2 separate regions of the Homo sapiens genome follow, and region 2 is linked to region 1. The links are chromatin loops, found by intact Hi-C in ENCODE. Cell type or tissue: ascending aorta. All regions are shown on one strand. Links, peaks and the distances in the headings refer to the core of each region. The heading gives the core; the rest is flanking DNA. Region 1 overlaps HDAC4 (histone deacetylase 4). Region 2 overlaps HDAC4 (histone deacetylase 4).

Evidence for each region. A loop is a pair of places that touch in the nucleus more often than their neighbours do. Peaks named below come from ENCODE experiments on the same cell type or tissue, not always from the same donor. Only the 100,000 strongest peaks of a DNase experiment are listed, where the experiment ranks them.
Region 2: a loop joins it to region 1, with 3 times the contacts of the local background. A loop is called at or near these places in 5 of 110 quality-filtered maps.

Annotation. Positions count from the first base shown.
Region 1 is chr2:239,281,264-239,296,655 of GRCh38, forward strand. The region is part of intron 2 of HDAC4 (histone deacetylase 4); the gene reads right to left. Among named protein-coding and RNA genes, the nearest start is that of MIR4269, 17 kb to the right of the region's middle. RefSeq lists enhancers at 9,927-10,456, 10,457-10,988, 14,264-14,880, 14,881-15,392 and a silencer at 12,895-12,954. In ascending aorta, for the core only: a CTCF peak has its summit at 9,792 (motif pointing left); DNase peaks (open chromatin) are centred at 9,718 and 10,018; H3K27ac peaks cover 2,260 bases.
Region 2 is chr2:239,136,702-239,152,093 of GRCh38, forward strand. It overlaps HDAC4 (histone deacetylase 4), which reads right to left. Exons shown (of 27, transcript NM_001378414.1): 8 at 7,882-8,013; 9 at 2,983-3,095. Among named protein-coding and RNA genes, the nearest start is that of HDAC4-AS2, 49 kb to the right of the region's middle. In ascending aorta, for the core only: a CTCF peak has its summit at 7,324 (motif pointing right); no DNase peak of the experiment used is centred there.

The DNA of each region.
Region 1 (15,392 bases), core at 8,384-10,883:
TCTACACACAATGAACACACCACTCTACAATGAACACACCACTCTACACACAATGTACACACCACTCTGCAAACAATGTACACACCACTCTACAATGAACACACCACTCTACACACCATGTACATGCCACTCTACAATTTACCCACCACTCTACACACAATGTATACACCACTCTACAATGAACACACCACTCTACACACCACTCTACAATGTACACACCACTCTACAATGTACACACCATGCTACAATGAACACACCACTCTACACTGAACACACCACTCTACACACAATGTACACACCACTCTACAATGTACACACCACTCTCCACACAATGTACACACCACTCTACACACAATGTACACACCACTCTACAATGTACACACCACTCTGCAAACAATGTACACACCACTCTGCAATGTACACACTACTCTACACGCAGTGTACACCCCACTCTACAATGAACACACCACTCTACACACAATGTACACGCCACTCTACAATTTACCCACCACTCTACACACAATATATACACCACTCTACAATGTACACACCACTCTCAATGTACACACCACTCTACAATGAACACACCACTCTACACACAATGTACACACCACTCTCAATGTACATACCACTCTACAATGAACACACCACACTACACACAATGTACACACCACTCTGCAAACAATGTACACACCACTCTACAATGAACACACCACTCTACACGCAGTGTACACACCACTCTACAATGAACACACCACTCTACACACCATGTACATGCCACTCTACAATTTACCCACCACTCTACACACAATGTATACACCACTCTACAATGAACACCCCACTCTACACACCACTCTACAATGTACACACCATGCTACAATGAACACACCACTCTACACTGAACACACCACTCTACACACAATGTACACACCACTCTACAATGTACACACCTCTCTACACAATGTACACACCACTCTACAATGTACACACCACTCTACACACAATGTACACACCACTCTACAATGTACACACCACTCTACACACAATGTACACACCACTCTACAATGTACACACCACTCTCCACACAATGTACACACCACTCTACAATGCACACACCACTCTCCACACAATGTACACACCACTCTACAATGTACACACCACTCTACAATGTACACAGCACTCTCAATGTACATACCACTCTCAATGTACACACCACTCTACACACAATGAACATACCACTCTACAATGTACACACCACTCTCAATGTACACACCACTCTCAATGTACACACCACTCTACACACAATGAACACACCACTCTACAATGTACACACCACTCTGCAAACAATGTACACACCACTCGACAATGTACACACCACTCTACAAACAATGTACACCCCACTCTACAATGTACACACCACTCTACAATGTACACACCACTCTGCAAACAATGTACACACCACTCTACAATGAACACAGCACTCTACACACAATGTACACACCACTCTACAATGTACACACCCCTCTACACACAATGTACACACCACTCTACACACAATGTACACACCACTCTACAATGTACATACCACTCTACAATGTACACACCACTCTCCATGTACATACCACTCTACAATGAACACACCACTCTACACACAATGTACACACCACTCTGCAAACAATGTACACACCACTCTACAATGTACACACCACTCTCAATGTACGTACCACTCTACAATGTACATACCACTCTACACACAATGTACACACCACTCTACAAACAATGTACACACCACTCCACAAACAAAACATGTGATGTTCCAGGATTCGCTCGCCCACAGTCAGCCACGCATGCAGGAGCAATGCTGAGGCTGAGGGTGCAGAGGGAGCTTGACAGTCAGTGGAAGAATGCGCTCTACAAGAGGACACCACGGGCCTGGCCCGCAGAGGACTATGAGGGCAGGGGCTGGCGAGTCAAGCTGGCTGGAAAGGCCTCTCTGAGGAACTGAGGCTTAAGCTAAAAAAACTCTGCATGACGCTGGGTCTCTGAGATCCGGAGGAAGGGGCTCCCGGCAGCAGAAGTGCCCAGGGTGCGGGCCTGAGGTACAGGAGCTGCGGGGCTCCTCAAACAGCAGAAAGCCTGGTCTCATGGCTACCGCCCCCCATGAGCAGGATCAGTGCCGACGAGGCTGCAGCGAGTGTCGGGCTGGCCACCGCGAGGGGCCTGGGACGCCACTGCCGGCAGAGGCTAGAAGGGGCCTGACCACACCTGGGCGTTTCCACCATAAGAACACAAAAGCCCTGCGAGCAGAGAAGAGAGCACTGCAGTACAGAAATCAGGAAGGCAGAGTTGTAAGCACTGATTGCATTTGTTTTAATGTGACTTATTTAGTCGTAAGTTTAGCTAATTTCGTTTTCATAACGGCTGTGTTTGGCAACCCACTTCCGCGAGCGGTAACAGCAGTGCCGGCCACCACGGGCGGTCATGGAATTGGAGAGGATCAGGCGGCCTTGATGGCGTTTTGGTGGAAGCACTGTCACAAAGGGATGATGGGCAGGCTGTCGGGAGTTAGGAGAAGAAAAGCAAAATACATTTGCTAGCTTCTGGCTTGAATGCCTGGGCTGACTGGAGGGGCCATGTAGTGCCGGGGAGAAGTGGAGAGCAGTTCCAACATTGCTGGGGGACAGTAGTGCTGCCTCGGGATCTACAGCGGTGAGGCCCCGAAGGCGCCAAGGGCGTCGGCGCAGGGGCCCCCAGCCAGTCACAGTTCCCGCTTCTGCACCCCAGGGCCTCTGAAAACTGTGAAGTCCATGCTGCGGTCTCCACGCCCAGTGGCTTTCCACGTCTCTCCACATGACACTCACCTGCTGCCCATCACAGGCCGCAGACACACTGAGAGGAGCCCAAGTGGTGTCTGAAGCAGGACTCTCCACCAGGACAGTGCCGGTCCTGAGCCCAGCTACAGGGAGCCGACCACAGCGGAGCCGAGGACACCGATGGCAGGACTGGCTGCGCTTCTGATGAATGTGGTTTGGGATGCTGGGTGAGGGACAGAGGGAGCGGGCCAGGGAGTGGGCAGAGTGAGCCAACGCATGGGGGCAGCCCTGAGCCACTGTGCTGACCCAGTGATGGCCAACAGCATGCTCCATCACGGGGACCCTCCGCGGGGCCTCGGGGAGCATCGCAGAGCTGCCTCCCTGAGGAATGGGGGCAGGTGCATTGTGGCCCTCGTAGTCAGGGGTGACCCTGAGAGCAGCTTCCACACACGCCAGGTGACATGCATGAAAGCCCATCAGGTGCCCCTGGGCATCCGGTGCCAACAGAGGCAGAGGCAGGTGAAAGGCAAGATGCCCCTGCATGAAGATGGTCCCAGCACACACAGAGCAGGCCACCACAGTAGGGACTGGGTGGGAGGTGGGGCCTCCAGGATCTGCAGGGGGAAAGGCACCAGACGGTGAGCGCCCACGCCCCAGAGCCAGAGGCCCTTCCACTCTCCAGTGTCCTGGAGACCAGTGTCCCGGTTCAAAAGTAAATACACAAGCAGCCCTCCCACAGGAAGCTGAGGAGAGTCTGGGCTGCAGACTGGGGAGACCCAGGATCGGGAAACTTTTGTTTCATTGTGTTTTTTAATGTAAGTAATTAGGGTATATTTAGAGGCTCAGAAAGGAAGCCAGAGACAAGTGACAAAACTTACAAGGAAAATGAGAGGATATTCACAATGAAAGGAGAGATGGGATCAAAAGCATGAAGGAAGCCCAGAGACAAGTCGTCTAAATGCATCCATCAGTCTACCAAGCCATCAAATAAAATACATCCCACCCCACACCTAGACAATCTACAGTCTACCTTCATGGCAACCTGGAAGGCCAGGTTCAAAGTTCAAAGTTCAAAGACTGCAGATGGTACAGAGAAAGCGTTACACAGTGAGAAAACAGGCAGCTGGATGAGCACAGAGCCACGGTGGAGGGGGACAGAGCCACGCTAAGGAGGAACACAGCCATGCTGGGGGTGGGAGGGGCAGATCCCTGCTGGGAGTGGAGAACGCGCCGCGGCTGGGCCCCCAAGTTCGCGGCTGTGCAGCGTGGCCAGAATGCTGAGCCGGTGCTCTTCCCTGGCATCCTGCACTTCCTGGGTAAGGAAGGAGAAGCCTTACAGCAAGGGGTTCCACCGAGGCTGGGGCTTCGCTAGTGTGCGGGGAGGCAGAGGAGCAGTGCCGGCTGCCAGCAAGTGTCTCCGCCGCGGGACCTGTCATCCCAGCTGGTGGGGAGAAAACGAAGCTGGGTAAAAGGGGCTGAGAGAAAGCTGGCCAAAGGTTGGGCTTTTGAAGTACTAGAAACTTCCTCTTCTGGGGACGTGGCAGACAAGTCATCTTACAGGCTCTTGTGCTGTGGAAACCCCAGGTTCTGCATAAGACATACCTTCTGTCACACTGCTGGGCTCACCAGCAGTAAGGAAACCCTCCAACAAGCCAGAAATATATAATTAAGGGAAACAAAAGCAACTCGAGCTGACAGGAGAGTTGAGGGCAGCGGGTGGAGGACTGCATGGGGGTCAGGACCGAGGTGAGCCCAGAGCTGCAGCGTTCAGGATGCAGGGGCTGGAGTCCAGGGCAGCTCCCAGGAAATGCACGTGGCATGCCTATCAGAAGAACGGCCTCCTCACTCCCATCCCTCTATTTCCAAACAGTAAGACCAGCGAGACATACGCTCCCAAGCAAACACAAGCCAACACAGAAAGAAGTGAAAAAAGGCAGCAAACACATCAAAAGACAGTCAAGTTCTTCAGTTACTCATATCATGAGAAATGGTACGATTACTGTTTCTGAAACTTTCAAAGAATCTCTTAATGCTTTATTCACTATCATTTTCCCCATGTATGTTTTGATTAAATAAAAAGTTTATGAAAATACTTGAAAAATTTTAAGTAATGAATCAGAGGAAGCAACAGAATTGTCAAAATTAATCATTTTAGGAAAAGAACAAAGTAGACTTTCAAAAATAATAAGTGTAATTGATGCATTTTAAAAAAAAGAAAACCCTCAATGAATGATTTAAGCAATAAATGCCATGCAAAAATAAAAAGGAGATTCGGTGAGTGAGAAGATCCTGACGAAGAAATCAGCTGAGCAGAGGGAATCAAAATACAAAAATGAAGGAGAGCCCAAATCCTGTATTTTGTATTCTGAAAGTAAAAGTCCAAGGAGAGTTGAAAACCCATAAGAGCCACCTGAGGAGGTGTGACAGCTGACTCTGCAGGACTGGGAAGGAAGGGAAGGAAGGGAAGGAAGGAAGACTATGGAGCAATATTTAAAGGGGCACTAGCTGCGGATTTCCAGGACTGATAAAACACACAAACTCACAGACACAAAGGCAAACATATGCCAAGACAACAGGGTGCTCCACACCCAAACACACCCTGACAAAACTGGGAGCATCAAGGACAAAAGAAGATGTGACGAGCAGCCAGTGAGACACAGACAGACAAGGAAGGAGCGGCTGCTATGCTGAGGTAGGCCGGCCAAGGATGAGAAGAATACACCAAACGTGATGAAAGGAGAAAAAGAAAACTCACCTCCAAGTTTTGCCTAACAGTCACTCAGGCATGTTGGTGAAATAGAGACATTTTCAGATCAGACACACATACACACGCAAGGACTGTATCACCAACAGGTCTACTAAAGCTACTCCTAAGGGGTATGTGTTCATAAAGAAAAGAGAAAGTGACCCCAGCAGGAGAGTGTCTGATGCAAGCAGGAAGGACAAGTGCACAGGGAGTTGGACACTGGCCTGGGCAGGGAATGTCCTGGGGACCTCTCGGACAATACGAGGCATTTGATCACGTCTATACCAGGATGGGGCATGCGTCACACTTCGTGAGCCCACAGTGATCCATCAGCATGAACTGCAGCCGTGCCTGGATTTCCTGTTTTCCCTGTGGTCCTCCTGTTCTGAGACCCCACCCAGGACCCCACTGTCCTTCCTTTATCCTCCTGACTCCTGAGGCTCCTTCGGCTGCGACGGTTTCTCAGACTTGCCTTGTTTTTAATGACCTTGACAGTTTAAAGTACTTGATTGGGTGTTTGCTAGAATGTCCCTTAATCAGAATTTGTTTGATGTCATGACCAGATGGGGTTGTATGTTTTTGGGAGGAAGGTCACAGAGACCAAGTGGCACCTCCTTACATCATCTCAAAGGTGTACTGTTGACACGACCTTTTAAAAACTTGGGATGGAAATGAAAATGCTAAGTGTCAAAACTTGTTGTATGCACCCAATGCCTACTTCAAGGGAACTGTGTAGCTTATAACAGAAGGAAGGCTAAGAACTAATGGGAGCTGCACATCCAACCTCGGGAGAGAGAGAACACTGGGTGCAGCCAGCCACAGAAAGTACCAGGAAGATAAGAGCAGGCATTTAAAACACAGAAAGCTGACTTACAACTAAGGGAATCCACAAAGCCAGAGTGACTCAAAACGATTAATACAGATTAATCAAGAAGAAGACTAAGTCATGTTGTAAATGAAAACGGGTACACAGAGACAAATCCAGCAAAGATGTAAACACCAGAAGCAAATCTATGACAATAAAATTGAAAACGTAGATTAAGTAGGACTCCTAAAAACTTTCTTTTAAATCCATATGACAGGAATTAAAAGTTCAGGTTATCAGTAACCATTAAAGATGTTAAATCAGTAGTTAAAACATCAAACCACCAAGGAAATATGAACCCCAAATAGTCTGAGGTTAATTTTTACAAACTTTCAAGGAATAATTAATTCTAATCTTAAATAAACTATCCCTGTAAGTTAAAAAAAAAAAAGACCTTAAAAAAGGAAAATTACCGTCCACTCCAATTCAAGAACAGAGATGAAGAATCCTGAAGCGCTAGCAAAGTATGAAAATGACAAGATTTATCACAAACAAGCTGAATCCACTGGAAGAGATAAGGGAAGTTTAACAGAAAATTAGAACAGAAAACTATACGATCATCACAACAGACGGAGTAAAAGCATTTGGCTAATGGAACACAGCTATCCATGAACTTAACTTGAAAAAGGGAATCTAAAATAACCTATGTCAAACATCATACTTAAATTGGGAAAAATGTTAAAAATCTTCTCTTTAATGTCAAGGACGACAGAAGGAAGTCCAGTATTTCTGCTCTTACTCAAAACTGAACTGGAATTCCCAGCTAGCACAGTAAGACAAGGAAAATAAACACAGGAATTGGAGAGGAAGACACTAAACTAGCATCGTTACTTTAACAGTCTTTGTCTTAGAAACCCTGAAGAATTTACAGAAAAAAATTTTTAGAAATTATAAGATTTTAATAAGATGATTGGATATAAAAATAAAATATAAAAATCAACTGCAATTCCAAAAACTAGCAAGGGAAAACTTAATTAAAAAAAAAACGTATTGTCTGCAACAGAAAAACAAAACAACTACAATCTACCAAAGAATAAAGAATAAATCTAACTTGACACGTACAAGACCTTTATAGAGAAAATTATAAAAATCTATTGAAAAAAGACAGTAAAGAAGACCTGATGGAGGGAAAGAGAAGCCACACACACAAATATACTGTCAGGATGCCAACCCTGCCTTCAAATTCATCCATAGAGTCAATGCAATTCCAATCAAGTTTCAGGCTAGGCTTTTTAAAGGAACTTGTCTCTAGACAAGTCACAGCTTAGGAGGAGCTGGGACAATTGCAGGGAGGGGGCTGAGACAGGGGAGTGCGGCTGCAGCGCCTGTCAAGGAGACAGTGCCCTGCTGGCCCCAGGACAGGCTCTGGAGCAGCTGAGCACAGGGAGGGTCCAAAACAGATTGAACTTGGAGGATGAGCTGGCCGCACAGCTATCCCAGAGAAAGGGTGTAAAGTGTCAAACATTATGGTTCTCAAAATGAGAAAAGAAAATGAAACTGATCCCCACCCTGCACCCCACACAAAAACCAAAGGCTTAAGTATGAAAGACAAAACGTCAAAGGCCTTAAGAGAAAATATACAAGGTTATCTTTATGGCCTTGAGGTAGGGAAGGTTTTTTGGTGGTTGTTTTGTTTTTAAATGAAATACGAAAAAGCACTAACCACAAAAGAAAAGGTCTGTGTTTTGTCTTAGTCGAGGTGTCATTTAAGAACTGTTTTTGCATATAACTTTTCTTATGTTACAATATGTGTGTGTGTTTCCAGATCAAGGAAGTCGAGTAAAACACTTCTAAGTAACATTTTTTCCTTCTTCACTCACTAAACCTTTACTGAACTCCAACTAAGTGCCCAGCACCAGGCCAATAAAGAATAAAAAGACAGGAGGAGCAGAGGTCTTTTCTTCTGGAAATCCAGGCTGGGGAGAGAGCACACATCACAGGGCAGGAGCAGCAGCCCCTCAGCCACTGTGTTGGGCACGCAGGGCCCCTCCCAGCCACCTGGCTCATCTGATGTGGGAGCCCACGGAGAGCAGAGAGCACCCCCCAAAGTCCCCGCCTGATGGGGCACCAGAGCTCTGCCCGCTGCCTGATCCTGCCCAAACTCTGAGAATGCCCCTGGTTATAACCCTCCGTTTCCCTACTGTACACACTGGTGCACAAATCTGCATAAACCCTCACTTCATAATCATCCTTCAAATTACACCTAACCTTATCCTCTTGATGGTTCACCACTTCCTAAATTTTAAAACAGCATCGTGATCTTTACTCACCATTTTTGAGTTAAGGAAAACAAATGAGAGAATAAAATTAACAAAGTTCTATCAACTACAGAAAAGATCTTATTTTCTAATCCAATTACGGCAAATAAAAAAGGCATCAAGAGTTAATATAAATGTACACTCCATTGAAATGGCTTAATCAAAAGACACAACATTAACCAGGAAAAATTCACTCAAGTCTTGTCATTCAAACTTAAAATATATCAACATTTTTACTAAATTTATTTTTTTTCAAATGTGCACTAACATTTTCCATGTTATCAGACTTTACTCTTACCTAGTTCCCTGTCAGCTGAGCTAATTCCTTAACTATAAAGAAACAGAGCACCCTAAGGCCAGGCTGTGGGGACACCCAGAACCAACGGCACGTGACATGAAGCACCAGCGACATGGGGACACCAGCACCAATGGCGTGAGGATGTCCAGCACCAATGAGTGGCCCATTTTATGTGGCTGAAGGACACCTTCTGTGTGGACTAGGGAGAATATGGTAAAACTGGAGACCCTAGGAGTCTTCCATATCACCCCAAGAGAGTTTTGGAGAGAAAGGGGATTTAGAGTGTCAATCTTTAGAAAAATCAAACAGGCAGGGCAAGCTCCTGAAATGGGAGTAGGCACACACACACACACACACAGGCACGTGCGCACAAGCAGTCACGTACACACATGTACGCACACACAACCACACATGCGCGCACGCATGCATTCAGTTCGCACGCGCATGCACACACACGCACGCACACACTCACATACGCACTCACGTACGCACACACGCGCACGCACTCACACACACACCACACACGCTCCCGTGTTTAGTGTGTTTCTAGGGCACTATGGGGAGGGCCGGGGTTCTATACAGGGCCTGGCCCACCTGAAAGTCCATGTGAAAGGCAGCCTCCAGGGCTCCTATCAAGTGGGTGGCTTCGCTCATTCACTCAGGAATTTTTCGTGGCACAGTAAGGCAAGGGGTGGGGATTTTTCTTTAAAAGCTTTATCCAATCATGACTAATGGAATAAGTGAGCCAGGCCTCAAGAAAACCGAGGACAAAAGGAAAGAGCCGTTCAGAAGGCAGCGCCTGCCTCCACCTGCTGGTGCGTGCCCGGGACAGGGAGGACGGCAGGTTTTACCAAGCACTTTCAAACAGAAATCCAAGTTCCCAACAAAGAAAACCCCAAATACAATAGTCCCTGGGGTCCTTGTTCAGCCCCCTTTTGACTGGGACGCTGCCGTCGAGTGCCAGGGGGTGTTATGACAAAACTGAAAAGCATGGCGGGTAAGAACGTTCCAAGGCATGGCTCGCCTGCCAGGGCTGGCCCGGGCTGGCCAGGGCCAAGTGCACACGGGGATGGGCCTTGCCAGGCCAGCTGCGACACCACAGGCTTGCTGAAAATAGCCGGTGTTTGTTTACATGGCCTGGGCTGAGAGCCTGATCGCCCTCAAAGAGGGGTCCCCTGGGTGGCGGGGGGCCTGAGGGCACACAGGAAGAGCTGCAGTGGGATTTTCAAAGAAACGTCATCATCTAGAGACCCTGGAGCTCTGGAAAGCAGGAAGGCCGCTAGGTCGCCCCTCTGGAACTTTGGTTTTCATGGGTGTCAATGCGCAGCAACCCACGGTAGGGCCCGAAGCCAGCCTGCTGCTCAGGCCTGGAGAATGAAAACAGCTTTAAAAGACAACCTACAATTAACACAGGGACAATTATCTTCCTAATTTAGGTTAATTTCTACTTACAGCCCTAGCTGGCAGGTCGGGGGAAGGGCAATATCTATGTAAGAGCTTCTTATTTGGTTCTTCTAAGTCCACACAGATATCATAAAGAAGATTTCCAGTGTCCACCATCGCCTTCTAGAAAAGGGGCCTAAGCTCAAGAGTCCCAGCTAGCTGGGCCTTCTCCCCGGGAGCCGCCGATTACATTTGCATGAAAATAGAACCTTTGTTTGCAAGAGTTCCCGCTCCAGTGGATCCCTCCTTTGTCTGCAGCACAGCAACTGATGGGGCAGGATGCTGGTGTGTGCACACAGCCCAGCTCAGGACAGCCACGCCAGGGGCTGCGCGCACGGCCCAGCTCGGCCCAGCTCAGCCCAGCTCAGGGCGGCCACACCAGGGGCTGCGCGCACAGCCCAGCTCAGGACGGCCACGCCAGGGGCTGTGCTTGCCCATCGTGGCAAGGCAGGCAAGGGGACGGCCAGGATGGTAGGTGGGGCCCCAAGTGTTCCGGTGTTTTGTCAGTGTGGCTGGGGACTCCCAGCCGGGCAGGTGCTGCAATGCGCTGGCTCCCAGAGCACCTGCAGAAGCAGTCCCAGGGGACCCTGAGGTCACCTTCACCTGGTACGGCAGAAGACAAGATGCCCTCACTCACTGCTCTCTGCGTTCGAGGATAAACCCCTTTCTAGCACTGGCTGTTTGTTAGATGTGTGACAGAAAGACCCTGGAGAGCTTCTGCACTGAGATGGGCAGTGGAGGCTGAGCCCCGCTGTCCATCTGGAGCACAGAGCCAAACAAATCTGAAGGGCTGGCAGTGACCCCACCACTCCAGCGAGAAACCAGTACCCCTGTGGGCATACTTGGCAGGGCCCAGAAAATACAGACCCACCAACCCACATCTAAAATGCATCTCTTTACTTCCAGAAAAGCAAGTCAATATATCCTATCTGGGAACTCGAGCCAAGTAATGGGTCAGGTCAAATAAGGCATGATCCAGTGTCATGAACTAGCAGACTAAGGCGGGAGGCTGGGTCGAGAGGATACTGTTTCTTTTTTGTTTCTTTGTTTGGAAGGGGGGTGATGGAAGTTCATTACCAGAAGCCAAGGAGGCTCTCTTTCACCAGGTCTCTCACGTGGACCTAGACCGTCCTTTTAATACCCAAACAGAAATTACAAGAGACTAAAAGCTGGGTGGAAACAGGTATGCAACAGCACTAAGAGCAAAACCTTGCTCAGGCCTTTCAGTGGGAAAAAGAACATTTCCGATTTGAAGTTATCACTCAATAAATAGCAAGCTCCATTAGATACAGTTTTACTTAAAAAAATAACAGCTGAATGTCCCTATAGACATGAAATGAGACCACCCACCTGGCCTTCAGGTTCAGGTGTGAGGCCAGCGGCCAGCTCCCAGGTAGCCCAGAATCCCTTGGAAATGACTTTCCTTCCCAGGTACCTGCTCCAGCTGGGTCAGTCCTCACAAGGCGTTTCCCAAAGGGCATCCCGTGAGGAATTTGTGTCCATGGGATACAAATTCCCTGAAATAATAAACTGGACAAGTCTCTTCTCGACAGATCCCAGCTGGCTTCTCTACTCGGGAGCTTCCCAGAGCTTGAATGTAGCAGTTGCCTTCTGAATTTCTCTGAGCTTCCCCCAAAGGGGTTTGACCAGGGCCTGTCCCCTGCCCTCGGTTTTTATGGTGAATAACTGCAAACACCTTGCAAAACCGCAGGGTCCCAGAAAACCCTATTTGAGAAGGGCCCTACCCTCCACAATCAAAGGGGGATACAATCTACCCCAGCAGGGGCGGAACATTAACAAGGGCGGAGAGCAGCAAAGGAGCGTGGGAGAAAGGTCACATTCTTGCTACCATGAGGTAGTTAAGGGGTCAAGAGCCAGGCAGAAGCTGAGAGCAGGAGCCCGAGGCCCACCTGCTTATGGACACAGGGATCCCCAGACCAACGCACAGGGCACCTCCAGGCTTCCTGCAGTGGCTACGCACAGGGCATCTCTGGGCTCTCTCCAGCTGATGCGCTTCTAGCTGCTGTGCCTGGCCACGTGGTTTTCCTGTTTTGGGTCCACTGCACCCTATACTGGGAGGCTAACCTGTATCACCTGGACATACAGTTTACGTGCTCCCAAAATACCTGCACTCAGCGGATGGCATAAAAACCTGACGGCGAGAACGCCAGCCTCCTTCCTCCTTACAAAACCTTTCTAGTGGGAAAACATTTAACAAGTATTTGCTAAGCACCTGTTAGGGCCCTAGAACTCTAAAAGTAACAGGAGGACTTTAAATCATCCACTTGCAATTTACTAACTTGCCATTTGTTAATTTAACAGAGACATTTCTAGAGAGAACTGGGCCACACAAATACCCGCCCATCGTCTCCCAGCCCACCCTCTGCTGCCTATGGGAGGAAGAGCAGCTCATTCTCACAGGTTGGGCAGAAAGCTCATGGATGCTCCGTGCAGTGCAGGGTCGCTGAGGCGTCACATTTACGCTAAAACAGAAGTGCCCCATGATCCACCTCTATCAACTCCCAGTGACTCAGACAAGGACCGCAATCACCAGGCAGGGGCAGCCCCTTCTGAACCTGGGCACAGAACACTCAGGGAAGCTGTTCGCCGTGAGGACGTGGACACTGGGAGCTCCTGATGGGCCTTGGCAGAGGCCTGACTGATCAGATCTGCACTTTGGAAAGGTTCTGAAAGCTGTGGATAGGCTGATAGGGAGTCTGGAGCCTACCTGGCTCCCAGGGCAGAGATGAAAAAAAAGAGAAAGAGACTGCAAGGAGGTCGCGCCACTGTGTTTCAGAAACTAAGTCCCCGTTGAAGGTGGAAAGGAGGGAAGAGCTCTGTTAGACCTAGGCTTCTGAGTAGGTGGGGCTCTCTCTTTCTGGGAAGGGACAACAGTAGTGGGAACAGCTGGGGCACACACAGATGTATTTGTGGGCACCCCAGAATTCCTCATGGCTGAGGCTCAGGATAGCAAGCAGAGCTGGCTCCAGAACAGGGAGTTGGAAGGAAGGGGAGCAGGTGGGCCTGCCTCGGAGGCCTCGGAGGCAGCACAGCCCACCCAGGCCAGGAGCTCAGCGTCTCAGCTTCCTCATCTGTAAAATGGGGCGATGCCACTCCTCCCTCAGGGTCATGTGAGCACCATCCAGGTCAGGACTGTGCGCTCTCAGGACAGGACAGAGGGCCACAGAAGCTAGGCCTCTGCTCTGACTAAGGGGGTGGGTGTGTGGGAGGCCCGGGAGAGACTGTCCAACGGCTTCGGGACAACGCCCGTCTGATAAGACTTTTAGTGCTAGGGAACAGCTGCTAAGGGTTTTTTAATAATGTGAAAAGATGATTATAGGCCGGGCGCGGTGGCTCACGCCTGTAATCCCAGCACTTTGGGAGGCCGAGGCGGGCGGATCACGAGGTCAGGAGATCGAGACCATCCCGGCTATAACGGTGAAACCCCGTCTCTACTAAAAATACAAAAAATTAGCCAGGCGTAGTGGCGGGCGCCTGTAGTCCCAGCTACTTGGGAGGCTGAGGCAGGAGAATGGCGTGAACCCGGGAGGCGGAGCTTGCAGTGAGCCGAGATCGCGCCCCTGCACTCCAGCCTGGGTGACAGAGCAAGACTCCGTCTCAAAAAAAAAAAAAAAAAAAAAAAAAAAGATGATTATAGTAAACTGGCAAGGGTGAAAAGCAAAAGAGCAGATTTTTATTCATCCAAAAGCTGGTTACATAAAAACCAACGAGAATGAGACAAGATGGGAGCCGGAAGGAAACACATGAAAATGTTCACAGCTGAACCCAGGGTGACAGGACTAGGAGTCAGAGACTCTCTCCTTCATACGCCTTTGTCCTTTCTAAAACTTCCCAGAGCAAACAGGTCCTCCCTTATCATTAGAAAGGAGAACAATGCACCCTGGTTTGTTAAAGGAGAAAGCTCTTGGCATTCTCACTTTGTAATTTGCTGTTTCCTTTCAAGCTCAGCCTCTGGGAGGCTTTTCATTCTGTTTTGTGTCTCGTTTACCATTCCCGTTCAGTTTCATTTTATTTCTTAAATGGACATCCTCACCAAAACCACCACCACCAACAAAATCACTACCAATGACTTTTGCACAAACAGACCAAAGAAGTGGGCCACCTGTGTGAGTTCTAGGGCAGCTGTCTCTCCAAACCACATCACAAGTGCCCCCAGAGCCCTTCATTGTCTTTCTCAGCCTCTTCACTGCTCTGTCACCAACTCACACTTCATTTGCAACAGCTTCTTACAGGGTGCTGAAGGAAGAGCCAGTAATTAGAGCTACCAGGCAATGGGCGCATCTACAGAGGGACTCTTCATCTTCACAGAAGCAGCAGAGAGCTGAGGATGCTATCACGCCCATTTTACATGAGGACACTGAGGCACAAAGAGGCTCAGGGATGGTCCAAAGTTAATCCAGCAAGAAAAGGGGAGCACCAAACTGGAGCCTGCACAGGCTGACCTGGAGCCGTGTCCTTGAGCACTCTGCTTGTTCAATCAGAAAGCCACCACTCTCAAAGCACACACACACACGCACATATGCAGGTATGCACACATGCACGCACACAGAGGATGTGCTTAGCTGTATGTGTGCCCTGGGCGTGGACACCAGCACTCTGCCCAGAAGGAGGCCAATACCCGCCTGGACCAGGGTCTCTGCAGACAGTGGCACAGGGCGGTCATGGCCAGTCCTGCAGCGCCCTGGCCCAGCTGGTTTTCTGGTTTTTCCCCATTTCACTGGCTACAATGGCTCCTTTTTCAGATGCAGGCAGCCAGCTGAGTGCTGACACTCTAATTCTAAAGGTCACCCCGTGACATTTCCTGCAGCCTCAACTACCTTCCAAGGCCTCAGCAGATCAGGGTCACAATGCTGGCCGGCATTTAAGAGAAACTGCGCTGTTTTCTTTTTTAGGACTTCGCATTTATCTAATCATTTCTGGATCTTTTTCCTTGAAAATAAGTCACTAA
Region 2 (15,392 bases), core at 6,140-8,639, 150 kb before region 1:
GCAGCCAGTATAAAAGTGGGCCAAGGATCTGAAGAGACATTTCCCCAAAGACATATGACTGGCCATTGGGGATAGGAAGAAACGCTTCTCCTGACAAACACTTACACTCAGGCTGTTCCTACAGAACAGAAAGCCCGGCCTTCTCACTTAGGAGCAAACTCACGGCGCACCTCGCCCCAGAGGAAACCCTGCAACTCCCTTTAGATTTGCTCACATATTACATTGTGTAAGGAATGATTAAAGGGCTACTGAGGAAAACATTTTTCCTAGGCAATTTTTTTTTTGTCAAAAGTTAAAGAATTATCAGTAAGTTATGCTGTAGAGGAAATGCTTGTGTTATCATTTGGGAACAAAATAAGGAGACGTTCTAATGTTTGCAAAGTTTTCATTTCCTTTGTAAGCAAGGTTTTTTTTAAGCCCATTTCTGGAACTAAAGGAGGCTTCTGAGAATTTGTTCCTTGGAGATGCCGACTGGTCCACCTGAGAAATCGCAGGGCGTTCTGGCATCTGCTGCCTCGGGGCCGAGCCCTGCGGGAGGCATTCTGAGGCTGGCGCCCCCGGACCGCATCTCAGCATGTGCTCAGAGGGAAAGTCCGCGGGCCTGAGGTCAGAGCATCCAGGCACGCGTGTAAATAACAGCAGCAGCGGCCACAGAGGAGCTGTCCCCTTACGCACCTGGGCGACTTCCTCTCACTCTCTGAGCCCTGCCTCCTCCCTGTAGAGGAGGTGCCGGCACACTGGGCTTCCCTGGCCTGTAGAGGAGGAGGTGCCGGCACTCTGGGCCTCCCTGGCACTGTAGAGGAGGAGGTGCCCGGCACACTGGGCTTCCCTGGGTCCAGGGGGCCTTCAAGGTACAGTAGTGTTTCTAGGGACCCCAGGGTGAACAGAAAAGGCAGTGCTGAGAGCCAGGCTGGGAGGCCCCTGCTCCCCCCACATCCTCATCCACTCGAGACACCCCCTCTGACGGGCAAGCTCACTACACTCTGCACCACGTGAGAACGGAGAGCCAGCCCCTGGCCATGAAGCACAGGTGTTCTCACAGACCCGTCCAACTCTAGAGATACTGAAACCCAGAAAGGGCGCCTGGGTGTGATCCAACATGCAAAGGCTGCCCGTGCCCACTCTAATGAACATCTGATGTGGAACATGAACAATGGCACCTCTTGGTATTTCCTGTAACTCCTTCTACATGTTCTATTAATTTCCAGTAGCTTCATTTACGTATCGTGATTTCTAAAAATTAACACAGAACTGGAATGATGCAGACCCACCCAAACAAGGCACTGTTCCAATATTAACTACCATGTACATAAGTGCCTCATTTTAAATAAAAACATGTATCTAGGACCACAATCAACAAGATGCAACCAGTGTTAACCTCAGGGCAGGAAGTAATTTCTAGGTTGCATTATAAGGCTTATTACTGGTAGACCTCAGCTATGACCACAGCCATACAGAGGACTGTTAAAACTTCTAATCATCTAAATAAGTACTGAAGTTGGCAGGCTGAAGAAGACAGGTAATAAAAGAAATCGATGTATGAAGTAGAAAGAGTAAGAGAAATTGGGGATTAAGCAGCCTGGAGACAAAGGGCAAAATTCGTTCTGAGCAGTAATTCTAGTCTCTAAAAATGTTTATACATAAACGGTCTTGAAATTTGAAATGAAAATGCTAAACACTCATGCCTCTGTATCCCAGCTAAGATTTGCCAATCCTTTGGAAGGGCAGGATTCATTTCTAAATATTTAAGAAGGAAAGTCAATAACTATATTTAATAAATTATAGCCTTCTGTAAGTTGGAGAGAATTCAGAAAGAACCTCCCACTCAGTAGAACTCTGCCCCATGAAGCAGACACAGCATTTCCAGCTCAACTCATCAGAAAACTCACTGCTAAAGCGTACCCCTCCCACCCCTGCCCTGCAGTCAGGCCCACCCAGGCCCAGGGCACCACTCAGCCTGCGGGACTGCCTCTCTCTGCCTCTCTCTTCTTCCCCGTGCTCTGGGGGTGGCCTCTCCTTGTCAGTGGGGCATTGTGTGGAGTGTGGGGCAGGTCCTTGCTGCCTGCCTGGTTCTGTCCCTGGGCCTGGCACAAGGCGCTCGGGACACGTGTGGGATAAAGGCAGGGGGCGCAAAGGAGCTCAAGGAACACGGAGCGAGGTCCTCGGACCTGCTGCCCTGGAAAGCCTCCGAGTATGGTCAGTGTGCGACTCGGCCAGCCTGGGCGCCACTCCTCCCTGCCTTGCCACTCAGCTCCTGCGTCTCTGACATCTTTCCCACCTAGGGACTCCAAGCGTCCCCTGACTCCTCTCTAGCTTGCCAATGTCCCTCCCAGACTGTGGCACCACTTGGGGTCTGATGAAGGCAGGGGACCAGGGGTGCTGAGCTCTGCGGTCTGAGATGCCTGGTTCCCGTGATGCCTGGAAAAGTTCCCCGCTCTGTGGCTTTGGCCGGCCCTGCCATGCTGACCACGGGTGACGCTCCAGTCGGCCCTGACACATAGTTTGTTGGCCGACATCGTGTTGTGTATTTCTCAATACAAAATAAAAAATGTTAAGTCTCACTTAGCAACTATACCCACGTGCCCACGGCCTCTCAGCCACCCTCAGAGCACTGGCGACCACAGCGAGCTGGGCAGCAGGGATCCTGTCCACCTAGAGCACCTGCCATGCGTGGGCTTGTGCTGGGACACCATCTAGTGACATCTGCTCTGGAAGAGGTCAGGAGAAAGGACCAGGCTCAGGGCTGTCCCCGACGTGCCTGGAACTAGCGTGTTCATAATGAAAGGAGATGTCTGTGATGAGAGGAAGGCAGGAGAGTAACCTCCAACTGCGTCCTTTTTAGGATGGCTCACAGGCCACTTTCCCTCACCCCAAATTGGAAGGTGAAGAGTGAAGGGCAAGTGCAAAGTGGGGTCATTTCAAGCTCATCCGTCCCGAGTCCGACTCTAGCCGTAGGACACAGGACAAACGCTTCGCACTGACCTCCGCCGGGATGCTGGGGACGGCGGGCGCGATACCGTTCTCCGCGCTGACGCTCCCGGAGCTGTTGTTGGGTGAGCTGGGTCCGGAGCCTGGGGCGCTGCTGCACGCGGAGTCTGCGGAGGCAGAAATACCCTGGTGAGTGTTACTCCATGCGGAGGGAGGGCCGTGCTGACCTGTGGCCCGAATGCCCGGTGCCTTCCACGGACCTGCTCGTTAGCTTGCGACAGGCAGAAGTCCCAACAAAAAGAACATGGCCATGGTTTCAAAAAAGAAAGTATGATGCTGATTTCTGATTTTCCAGTTTTGCCACTGACTTCACTTTTTCTAGGACATGTACGTTACCAATTTTATACCTCGTTTGATTTTCAAGACAATTTTAAACACCAAAAAGATAAATCCTTAAACACTTATTAGTGACCTAACAACAGAAGACCAGAAAATGCAGAAGCTAAGTGACTTTGAAAAGCAAAAGGTCAGCTTTCCTGTGCTCACTATAAAAAGCTTAGTTCAAAATAAAGCAACCTACTATTAGTGTTCACTCTGAGCTGAATCCTCTCATTTTCCCTACATAGCAGCAAGCATCCAGGGGAAAATATAGCCAGTGTCTCCTGAGATCTATCCGTGCTACTGGAAAACACACGCTCGGACAGTCTTAGAGGATCTTTAACCATCGGTGCGGCTTGACCCTGGTTAATGAGACCAGGTTCCGCTCTGACTGAATGTGACTTCCAAAAGGGGCCACGTCCAATCCAAAGATCCCTTCACCTCTGAAGGGGTCTGCTGCTATTTTGGGCACACACATCCACCGTGGGAGGCCGCTGAGGCTCTCGATATTCACACAAGGATTTGTTTGGCTTGTCATATGTTTAGTTTAACGGCATTTTAACAATGGCATCATCTGGTTAAAGCTTTCCAAAGAAAACACAATGTGACCCATTTGCCTCGAGAACTCTAGGCGTCTGCTGTTCAGCAACGACTCTGGGTGCTCAGAACCTCGCCCCAACCTATATGCGCAGCGCATACAGGTCAGAAGGAAGGGACATGGTGGGGGCCCTGGAGGGGAGGTTAAGGGATGTTTTCCCCAAGCAGCCCCTCAACGGAGCCATCCCCAGCAAAGCCTCCTCCACGGTCTGCTTGCTGCCCGCGTCCTCCTGGAGCCCACGAGGACGCAGGTGCCCACTCATGCTGACTCACGTGGTATCCACGCCTGCTGGAGGTGGTGACTCTGCAAATATAGCCCCGAGCCACAGTGAGGAGGATGAGGAGGGTGGGGGAACAGGTAAAGCCACCCACAGCTCCCCCAACCTGGCAGACCTGATTCCAAACTTTGCCTTTATTAGCTCATCCATCTCTCAGTCACTGTTTGAGGAAGGTGCCATTATGACCCCGTTTCCCAGAAGAGGAGATGGAGGCATGGAGCAGCAACATCACTCGTCCCAGGCCACGTGGCTTGAGGGAACTGTCATGGGCGTCTGCATACCAGAGTTAACCCAGCTGGGTGGTGAAGGCGCACCTCCTCTGTTGACCACGCTGCCCACCAGGAACACCCTGGGAACATCTTGCCCTCAACAGCAGGGCAGTCTAAACCTCCCAAGGGCAAACCAGGGTGTCCACCCAGAAGCCCTACACCAGCCGCTCCCCATGGCTCTTGGAGCTCAAAAGAGTGTGGGGTCAGCTCACTGTCCTGGGCATTGAGCATGAATACAGGACTGGGTCCCGACCCTACCCCATCCTCTTTCTTTCCCTGGCCCTCTCACCCTCTCACTTCCACCAGACACTAACTCCAGAGGTAGGCTTCTCCCGCTGCCGAGGCCATGTTATTTGCACTGTGAGTGGGCATTCTGAGAATGCCACCTGGGCTGAGCCAGTGTTTGCATTTCACTCAAGAAAGCAGGACCCGCCTTCTCCAGGCCCCTCCAACTCTCCCATCTCTGCCCCACCTGCAGCCCACCGTAGCCCACCCTAGACCCCTGCTCTCTGATGTCAAGCTGTCTCCAGCTACACACCAAGATCCAGCAGATCTTCCCTGTAATGGGTGCCTCCCAGCTGTGTCGTCAGATAAATACCCTCACGCATGTGCCTGGGGAGTCCGGACAACTTTTTGGGGCGGTAAAAATTATATGTGTAACTTTCCACCCACTTTTAACTCAACGAGGTTAATTTTATTTTTTTGCATTCTACTTCCAGGAATAGGTCTAAGAAAATTCATATAAATGCATAATCTTCATAGTATTACTTAGATCAGCAAAACGGGAACACCATTGGAGGTGCTCAAAAGGCGTGTGGCTGAAATTGAGTGGAGAGGGATGCAGGATGGCGCAGGAAGATGGTGAGAACTCAGCTGTGAGGAAGGCGCAGAACATGGGCTGCGGGAAGGCGTGCAGAGTGAGAGAACTCAGGTGTGAGGAAGGCACAGAACACGGGCTGCGGGAATGTGCAGAGTGAGCAGGATTCACTCTGGACAGAGTGCGTATGGGAATGCATTTTCTTCTTTGTGCTCTACAGTAGACACCCAATTAATTAGTGACTGAGAAAAAGCAGAGTATCCACCTGGCTCTCTTTCTGCCAAGAACCGCGACTGCCTCCACCGCTCCATATGGGACCACCCTGCCTAATACCTGTCTTCTGGAAATCGGCTCCACTCCTCCGTGTGGGACCACCCCGCCTAGAACTCCTAATACCTGTCTTCTGAAAATCAGCTCCACTCAGAGCAGCCTCCCCATCGTGGCAGCTCCCTGGTACCAGTGCCGGCCAGGAGATGCACAACCCTCTGCCTCTCTGCCCCAGCCCCACTCACCCGCCAAGTCCCAGTGCAAATGCCACCTTCTGCAGAGCTCTGCTGGCTTAGAGTGGCTTGTGCTGATCTCCCAACTCCTAGGTGCCTCGGCACGGGCTCCCTTTATGCCACAGCTCAGCACTGATCACGCCCTGCCACGCATGGCTCCTGGGTGAGCTCAGCACTGATCACGCCCTGCCACGCATGGCTCCTGGGTGAGCTCGGCACTGATCATGCCCTGTCACACATGACTCCTGGGTGAGCTTAGCACTGATCAAGCCCTGTCACACATGGCTCCTGGGTGAGCTCAGCATTGATCACGCCCTGTCACACATGACTCCTGGGTGAGCTCAGCACTGATCATGCCCTGTCACACATGACTCCTGGGTGAGCTCAGCACTGATCACGCCCTGCCGCATGGCTCCTGGGTGAGCTCAGCAATGATCGTGCCCTGTCACACATGACTCCTGGGTGAGCTCAGCACTGATCACGCCCTGTGACGCATGGCTCCTGGGTGAGCTCAGCACTGATCAGGCCCTGTCACACATGACTCCTGGGTGAGCTCAGCACTGATCACGCCCTGTCACGCATGGCTCCTGGATGGTCTCACGTGTGATGTGCTGCTTGCTCAAATTACATCACAAGCTCCTTCCAGGGAAGGACTCTGTCTCACTATTTTTGCGCCCAGCCCAGTGCTGACTCAAAAACAGCACTCAGTAGTCACTGGGTGACAACAGGAACACCAGCTTTAACACTCAGAAGAAGCTTGCTGAAGACTCCGTCTCACCCACTGCACACTTTAAAAAAAAAACAACAAAAAAACGCAAAGGTTCACGTGTCCATTAGAGCTGGCCAAGCAAGGCACTGCTCATAGGAAAAAAGGCTGCATTGGAGTTTGAAAGCTTTTAACTCACATGATTCCTCGTTTCAACTGAATCTTCCCCAGTCAGCTAGACTTAGTGAAACTTTAGATCATAACATTTCTTGATGGCTGTAGAAAAGGTCTGTGTGTACTATAATGGCCAGAGGAAAGAAACCTACATCAGAAATGACACATATGGAGTTCCCCTGGGCATGAAGATGTCAGATACTTTTTAATAGAAATCCACAAATATTCAGACCCAGACCCTTACACCGTGGTTAGGAACTCCTCAAGTAGAGAGGGGACAGGGCACGAGAAACAGGCAGGGCCCTGTATTTAGCGGGTAGGTCTGGCTCTCACCTCACTGCTGAAGCAGAGTCCCTGTGTGATGCCAATGCTCGCACACACGGGGCATGGCACCAGGAGCCCCTCCCCGGCTTCCCTAGGTCAACAGCCTGCTCAGTGGAACTGTGCCTTTCACAGACCACCTACCATGAGCCTTGGCCTTCAAGTTGAACACTTTCTGTTGTGCAAACATGTCCGCTGCCTCCCCTCTATCCAGGCCATGCCCAAGCAGCTCCTTTATCCTGGTGCTGTGATTTCAGGAGTGGTGGGGTGAGGGGTGTACCCTGGTGGTGGTTGGGAATGGGTGGTCCTCTGGATGGGGATGTACCCTCAAGAGGGGCGGGTGAGCCTTCAGGATGGGGGTCTGCTCGGTCTTGTCCTTCTGCGTGTCCACCACTAGATGGGGCCAACCGTGACACGTCACTAGGGCCAAGCTGAAGCAACTTCACTCCTTGCTTCCCTCCCTGCTCAGTTGATGGGTGCTCTGGCGTGGGAAGACGTTAAAATGCCCCGGTGGTTCAGACACTGCTCAGGGGCAGCGGAACAGGGCAGAGCATGCGATTCACCACTACTAGGGTGGGACTGGTTAAGACCCACCTTCAGAGGAGCCTCAACTCAAGCTCCTGACTGCATCTCCCGCAGTGCCAAGCTGGGGCACCCTTGTGCACCTCAGCCCACCTAGAACCAGCTCTGAGTCACTAATGCCAGGAGCAGGGCCCGGCTTAGACATGCCGGAGTCATCAAACCTGGTCCCCTGGGCCTGGCACTTCCAGCGCCATGGGAACAGGACCACACTGGGGGTTGACAGCGTGAGGCAGACACGTGGGTTTTCAGAAGCTCCTGAGAGAAATCGCCTATGGCAGGAAGGCCTGGCAGAGAGGGCAGCGGGGCGGGTGTACCTGCTCAGCCGACATACCTGTGACATCCAACGGACGCTTTTTTAGAGCAGTGACCACTGGCCCGTCTTTCCTGCGTAACAGGGGGCTGCTCCGTCTTTCGGCCACTTTCTGCTTTAGCCTGGACCGTAATTTCAGATTCGGTTCAGAAGCTGCACAAAAAGGAGATGTCATTACAGCCAGGCAGACACCACTGGCTCAAGGTTATCCTGTTGGTGGTTTTTTAAAAATACGCACTCTGGTGAGTAAATATTTGCTCAACACTGCTGTGTTGCTGCAGGGGAGAGCGCAGGGAGCTCACGAAGCAGGGGATTCTAAATCCCATTCATCAGTCCCAAATAATGAATAAAACGAATCTGGTGCTTTGGATAAATTTCTGTGGCCACAGCATTATGCAAGCGCTGGCACTGTCTTCACAGAATCAGGCCACCACTGTTTACCAGGAGATGGAAACAGGACTGACAAGCTGATTTACTGGGCGTGGCAGGAGGCTGCTGAGGTGTGAAGTCACTTAATGGCGATGTCTCGTAACTAATGCTCTTCTAGATAATACACCCCTATCTTCATAGCTGTGTTGCTCTAAAATCAGAGAAAGACTGACAGGGATGTGAGGCTGGGCCCAGGGATGTGAGGATGGTGTCCACGTTGCACACTTTCTTGCTCGCCCATGCATCGCCCCAGCTGTGTCAGTCAGTGAGGCCTCCAGAGCGTGAGGCTGCTATCCCCACCCCGACCTGGGGAGGCTCAGCAGAGCCCATCCCAACATCTGCGCCGGCTTCACCTTTCATCTGACCACAGGGTGAAGGTACTGGGCGTGGGTCGGTTTCTGTGAACAGCTCTGCCTGTGTGGACAGAGCCATTTGCGAATCTACACCTTTCAGCCCACCGTGGTCCCCAACTCATCTGCATCTGGAACCCAAACCTCCGGCGCGAGGCCCGCCTTGGGAAGCACTAGGGATCTAAAGGCAGCGACCGGAGTCAAAGAAATCCCCAAACCCACCCGGGAGAGGTTATCGGCTTTCAGAGTCCAGAACAGAGCCAAGAATACCGCCACGGAGACGTGTGTCACACAAGCCTTTGAGTTCTGAGGTTTTACTTGGCTACTTTCAAGATTCTACCACTTGGAGATTTGCACATTAGGGAGATTTTACCTCTTCTTAAAGAATCAGCACTCCTGCTGTTCTTAATCTTTCTGGAACAGGCAGTGCACCGCCTCCAGAGCAACAAGGAATGAGACGGAGTTTCTCCTGGAAGCAGGACTGATGTGGCTGGGCGATGGGGACCAACATGACTTCACTCTTTGGGACGTGCAGACAGCCCAGGACCTTCTCCACTTTGGAAAAGGCTTCGAGTCAGGGACAGTTTTTCTGCAGGTCTTGGAAGGATGTGGGAGAAGCAAGCTCCCTAAAACAGCCTTCCCAGAGAAACCAGAGAGGCGCTGTGAGAAGGTACCAGACTCTAAGCCTCTGCAGGGAGCGAGGCCTCTGTGCTGTGGCACGGGGGACCTGGATGACGACAGATGACGGATTCAGCCACAAGCCGGCCTCTCCACGGGCTACTGACGAGGGCACACTTCTGTGCCTAACACAACCGACCGAGGCAAGCGTAGATTCACAAGCTCCACTTCTATTTCCACGCTGGGTTTCTTGCCATTATTCAAAAGACAAAACAAAACCAAAAAAAACAAGCCAAAAAACCCAACTGATGACTAGGCAAGAAAACAGTACCTCTTCTCTCACCACCAGATCTCCACTGAAACCCACATGGGCTCTGCAGGGATTCCCCGGGCCTGGGACAGGAGCCACTTCTGAGAGGCAGGGGCTGTGTGTGCCCACAGAAGAGCACAGGGTCCCTGGCCCTGTGTGAAAGGTCTTCCTCAGTGGCTGCCCTGCCACATAGAGTGGGACACGTGGCATCGGGAGGCGGGCATGACATGGTCACTCCAGGCTACCATGGACTGGCTGTGGTACTGCAGCCCAGTGCACCGCCTCCCCCAGGCCCTGTGGGGGTCATCACGCTGCCACCAGGTCATCAGTCAGGCGGCAGATCCTCCACAGCCCTGCCGGGCACTCCAGACTCTTTGTGCAAGAGACTCTTGAGGAGAGTCCCATGGTGGCTGCTTCACCCCACCCCTTCCCTCCACTCCCCTCCCCTTCCCTCCTCTCCCCTTCCACAGGCCTCTGCTCCACGCCCCTCCCAAGGCTGCCCTGACCCCCCACAGCCCCACTGCCCCCATCACAGCCCCACTGCCCTGTCTTCCTCACAGCAGCCTTCTCACCATCTGGAATTCTTCTGTCCCCTCACCTGTTTACCCCCTGCCTCCCAGCCTGCACACCTGCCTGGGCTCCCTGATTCTAGCCGACTGCACGTCCCTGGTCGACTCTGCCTGCAGGGTGGCTGCAGCTGACCAGGAGGCTCCAGGACACCATGCCAGCACTGCCAGGGACAGCATGGCATGAGGCTGGGGCCCTCCGCTCGTCCCTGCCCCGTGGGCTATTCAGCACTCTGACTCCCCCGCAGAACCTATCAGACAAGCAGGGTTTTGGATGCGGGGCTCGGGGAGGGGATTGAGCAGCAGCACGTGGACCAGGAGAGAAGGGGGATGCTGGAGACCACCCGGGGCACATGAAGTGGCCTTCCTGGGGAGAACAGAGAAGCCCTAGGGGGCAGAAGGCAGCCGGGGGAGCCGCATACCACGAGGACCGGCTCACTGCCTGCTTTCAGGGTGGCCAGCCTTCCTGCTTCCTGCCCTCCCTCATTACTTCCAGGCCGGGCATCTCATAGATTGACTTAAGACATAGGGACCTACAATATCAGCCCTTCAAATGCATGTGTCTTAAAGCTTGCACAATGCCTGTAACTCCAATAATTCTGCCAAAGGCAGCCAAAGTGGAAGATGCAGGTAAGCCGGCACCTGGTGACTGTGAGGGTCGAGGCTGCACGTGTACTGGCTCAGTGCAGCAGCCCCTTCACCGCCCTCGCGGGCCTTCCACTCATTCCAGGCACGATGTGGCCAGGTGGAGGAACTGCAGAAACTGGATCCCACCCCTAAGAGGGCTGCAGGTACATTGACAGAACCAAAGCATCAGGCCGGAGGCCTCATGGAAGAGTTGCTCCCACCAAGCGTGGGTGAGGGCAGGAAGGATGCCAACTGTACTTCCAAATGCAGTGTCTGCTCCTTAGGGAACAGGGAGCAGGTGGGATTGTTTCTCCTGAAGCCAATCAAGTAAATGACTAATTAAGGCGATACAACATTCCAATCACAACCTTAAAATTCAACGCAGTGCCCAATGCCTAGCAGGTGCCTTCATCCTTCTGCCAGAAGCAATTCTGATGGAGACACAGGCTGGCTCCTCCAACTTAAACATCCTGAGAGTCAGCTGCAGGTGAAGCGGCTCTCAGAGCCGGAACGCTTTAACTCTTAGGGGCCGGGTTTACAGAGGGGACAGGCGTGCACCTGGCACCAGTGTGGAGGGCGGTTTCTTTGTGGGCCTGATGCAATGTCCAGCGGCCAGCGAGGAAAGAACCCATTGATGTAGCATCAGAGAATGCACGCAATATCGCCGTGGGACAGGGCGGGCAGGCAGAACTGCAGAGAGAAGGAGGCACCTGCTTCCAGCTGCTCTGCCCTGAAATCCTAAAGTGACACCAAAGGAAATATTAAAGAGGATAAAGACAAGAGGACAAAAACTAAAGTGCAGAAGGAAGGGGCTGGAGAAAAAGTTGAGAATTGTCAGAAGGGGGAATAAAAGGATAAAAAGATGAAAAATGGGAGTGCAAAGGTCGTACAACAAATTACTGGAAACGCCAGGAGAAGAGAGAATCAGCAGGGTGGAGAAATCATGAGCAGCAATTCCAGGCCTACTTGTCCAGCTGAAGAGGAGCTGGACACGGAGGCCAAGAATCCCCCACCTGCGGGATCCCAAACTGCTTCAGAGCTCTGGGGACAAAGGCTCGGCCTTGAGAACAGTTTTGTACTTGGCAACAGCCACATCGAGGGCAAGACGATGACCTGAAAACCCTGCAGGAAACCCGTCCCAACCAACTGATCATCCAAGAGTGCGACAGAATAAAGTGATTTACCAGCAAATGAGGACTCCAAAAACTCATGCTCCATGCACGACTTCTCCAAGAGCCACTGGAAGACGTGCATGACCAAGATGGCGAGGCCGCAGAAAGGAGGCCACGGAGCCCGGGAGAGGAGGCGGGGGCCAGGCCGGGAGAGCAGACCGTTCACACGCACCGGGCAGTGGGGCCAGAAGCACCAGGCGGCCTGCTGTGCAGAGGAGGGTCTCCTAGGTCTGCTGAAATGTGGGCCTGAATTGATAGCAGGCAGGTGTGAAACTAAGCAAATGAAAAAAATGATCAACTTCCGGAAAAATTTCTACGAGGTGAATGCAGTCCAGGTGGACTCTGGTTCTGCTGTGAACGTGACACACGCTGTAATAACGCAGGCGGGACAGGCAGTCAGGGACGGCCGTTCTCCTATCATGAACATCATGGGGGTCTATGTAAATGTACGTTTATTTACTTCGGTGAAAATAAAAAGATAATTCTGGCCGGGCATGGAGGCTCATGCCTGTAATCCCAGCACTTTGGGAGGCTGAGGCAGGTGGATCACCTGAAGTCAGGAGTTTGAGACCAGCGTGGCCAACATGGTGAAACCCGTCTCTACTAAAAATACAAAAATTAGCCAGGTGTGGTAGTGGCACCTGTAGTCCCAGCTACTCAGGAGGCTGAAGCAGGAGAATCCCCTGAACCCAGGAGGCGGAGGTTGTCTCACTTGGGCGACAGAGCGACGTTCCGTTTCAAAATAAATAAATAAATAAATAAATAAAAAGATAATTCTAAAAGACAAATGACAGACTGGAATCTAACTTCTGTAATACATGAAAACACAGCATTGCAAACAACATATAAACAGTACTTACAAAGGAACAAGCAAAGACGATGCCCCACAGAAGAACAGGTGAACGCACTGCCGCTAAGCAACCTCCATTCAGCACTGATGGAACCGCCTCACGTGCCCTGCGTGGCTCCAGATGCTGGGCACAGGGTGGCTCTGAAGACAGAGCCTGCTCAGGGCAGCCCCGCTGCCCAGCTCCGGGGCACCAGCCACCCTCGACTTTGAAGCACGTTGCTCACGTGCTCCTGGGGAGGGGGCAAGCACACAGCCATGCCCGCCCTTGACTGACGGTGACGGCACTGCTCACTCAAACACCAACAGGCTCGCCATCTTCACCACTGGCCACATTGCCTAGAATGAACTGCAACACCATCCCGCCTGCTCGTGGAGGGGGTGGGGAAAATGGACTCTCAGGCTGCTGGGGAGGGGGTATCATTTGCTCAATGTTTTGGAATATACATACTCTGAACCAGCAGCTCCATTTTCAGGAACCTTTCCTACAGAAATACTAACACAGTGAGGAAAGGTGCTCAAAGTTGCTGGCAAAATGGTAACCAGAAAACAGTCCAACTTATATCTATGTCTTAGACTACTTGAGAGAAAGGCGTTGAGCTTCATACGTAAAAATGGAATAATGGCCACCATATAATATTAATTAAAAATAAAGGTAGAGGAGAAAACGCAAAATGGGTATTTTTGTTAACAAGACAACTCAGATACATACAGAAACACAGGTACACACACAGACACACAGATACACACACAGAAACACAGATACACAGACATACAGATACACACACAGAAACATAGATACACACACAGGTACATACACAGATATACACACAGATACACAGAAACACAGATACAGAAACAGATACACAGAAACAGACACACACACAGAAACACAGATACACAAACACAGAAACGCACACAGATATACAGAAACACAGATACACACCCCACACACAGAAACACAGACACACACACAGATACATAGAAACACAGATACACACACAGGTACACACACAGATATACACACAGGTACATAAACACAGATACAGCAGCAGGAAGTCTCACCACGCTGCACCTCCTCAAGTATATACCACACCTTCACATACAGCAGCAGGAAGTCTCACCGCGCTGCACCTCCTGAAGTATGTACCACACCTTCACATACAGCAGCAGGAAGTCTCACCACACTGCACCTCCTGAAGTATGTACCACACCTTCACATACAGCAGCAGGAAGTCTCACCACGCTGCACCTCCTGAAGTATGTACCACACCTTCACATACAGCAGCAGGAAGTCTCACTACGCTGCACCTCCTGAAGTATATACCGCACCTCCTGAAGTATATACCACACCTTCACATACAGCAGCAGGAAGTCTCACCATGCTGCACCTCCGTATGTACCACACCTTCACATACAGCAGCAGGAAGTCTCACCACACTGCACCTCCTGAAGTATGTACTACATTACACCTTTACATACAGCAGCAGGAAGTGTGGGCACTGCCCATTTCTTCCTGGTCCCACCCCTCTCCAGCAGTTTCTGCAAACTGCATTAGAACAAGGGACAGCAAGCAATGGTCAGAGGCAAACAGAGAGCCCCTTCCCAAACTCAGGGATGAATGTGAGGGTGGAAAACACACTCTGTCCTATTTCACAGTACCCTGAGCCTACTCTACACACAGATAAGAACAAACACTTGTAACTTTATTCAGGTCACTAGTACACAGGGCGAAAGCCATGAGCCTATTGATGAGCTGTGGGACTTGACTAATGAAAGAACCATGAAGCCATGAAGTGGATGCCCACCGCCCCACCTTGCAGACCTGCGGACACAACGGGAGGTCATCTAGTCTGCCCAGGATATGGTGTCGTGGGCGCCAGCCTGGCCACAGGCCCTGTGCTCTTCCTCACCAAGCGGGACAGCTTCCCCCCAAAATGGAGGAAAACCCACCCTATCTGCACATCTAAGCAATGGATGGATGTTTCCCATGGGCAGCCGTGACCTTGAGTGACTGGTTTCAGAAGGCCCCAGGTGAGGAGGGCAGAGCTAGATGAACACTTTTCAAGCCTGACCATGGAGGCAAGTGCAGAGGGAGCCCAGGACCTTTGACTGACTGCCCAGATCCATGATCCATACAGGGGCCAACAGAATTCGGTCCCTAGGACCAGCCCAGCCTCCTCCCAATTCACACCCAACTGTGGGGACCAAGCCCTACCAGGCAGGCTAGAGAATGCCGGAACAAGGCTGAAGTTACCAACTTCTCACCAAACGTGAGCTCTGGGATTTTGCTTCCTTAAAAGAGCCAGGACAATCCATGGCAGTGCCACAGCCCAGGCCAGCAGCCGGGCCCCAACACATGCTGGGGAGAGTGTTTGCTGCTAGGACCATGTGCCCAGGGACACATGAGGATGCTGGACAAGGAGTGCTGTGGAGTGCACGGTTTTCAGTGCTCAGGCCCAAGAAGCTGCTGACAAATGGGAACGAACTGTGCTGGCTGGACAACAGTTAGTTAGTTGTTTTGGCCTCCTTTCATCTATCAGCAGTCACATGAGGGGAAAATTTAAGAGTCATTATAAAAAATACACGGTGACTAATATCTTTAAGAAGATC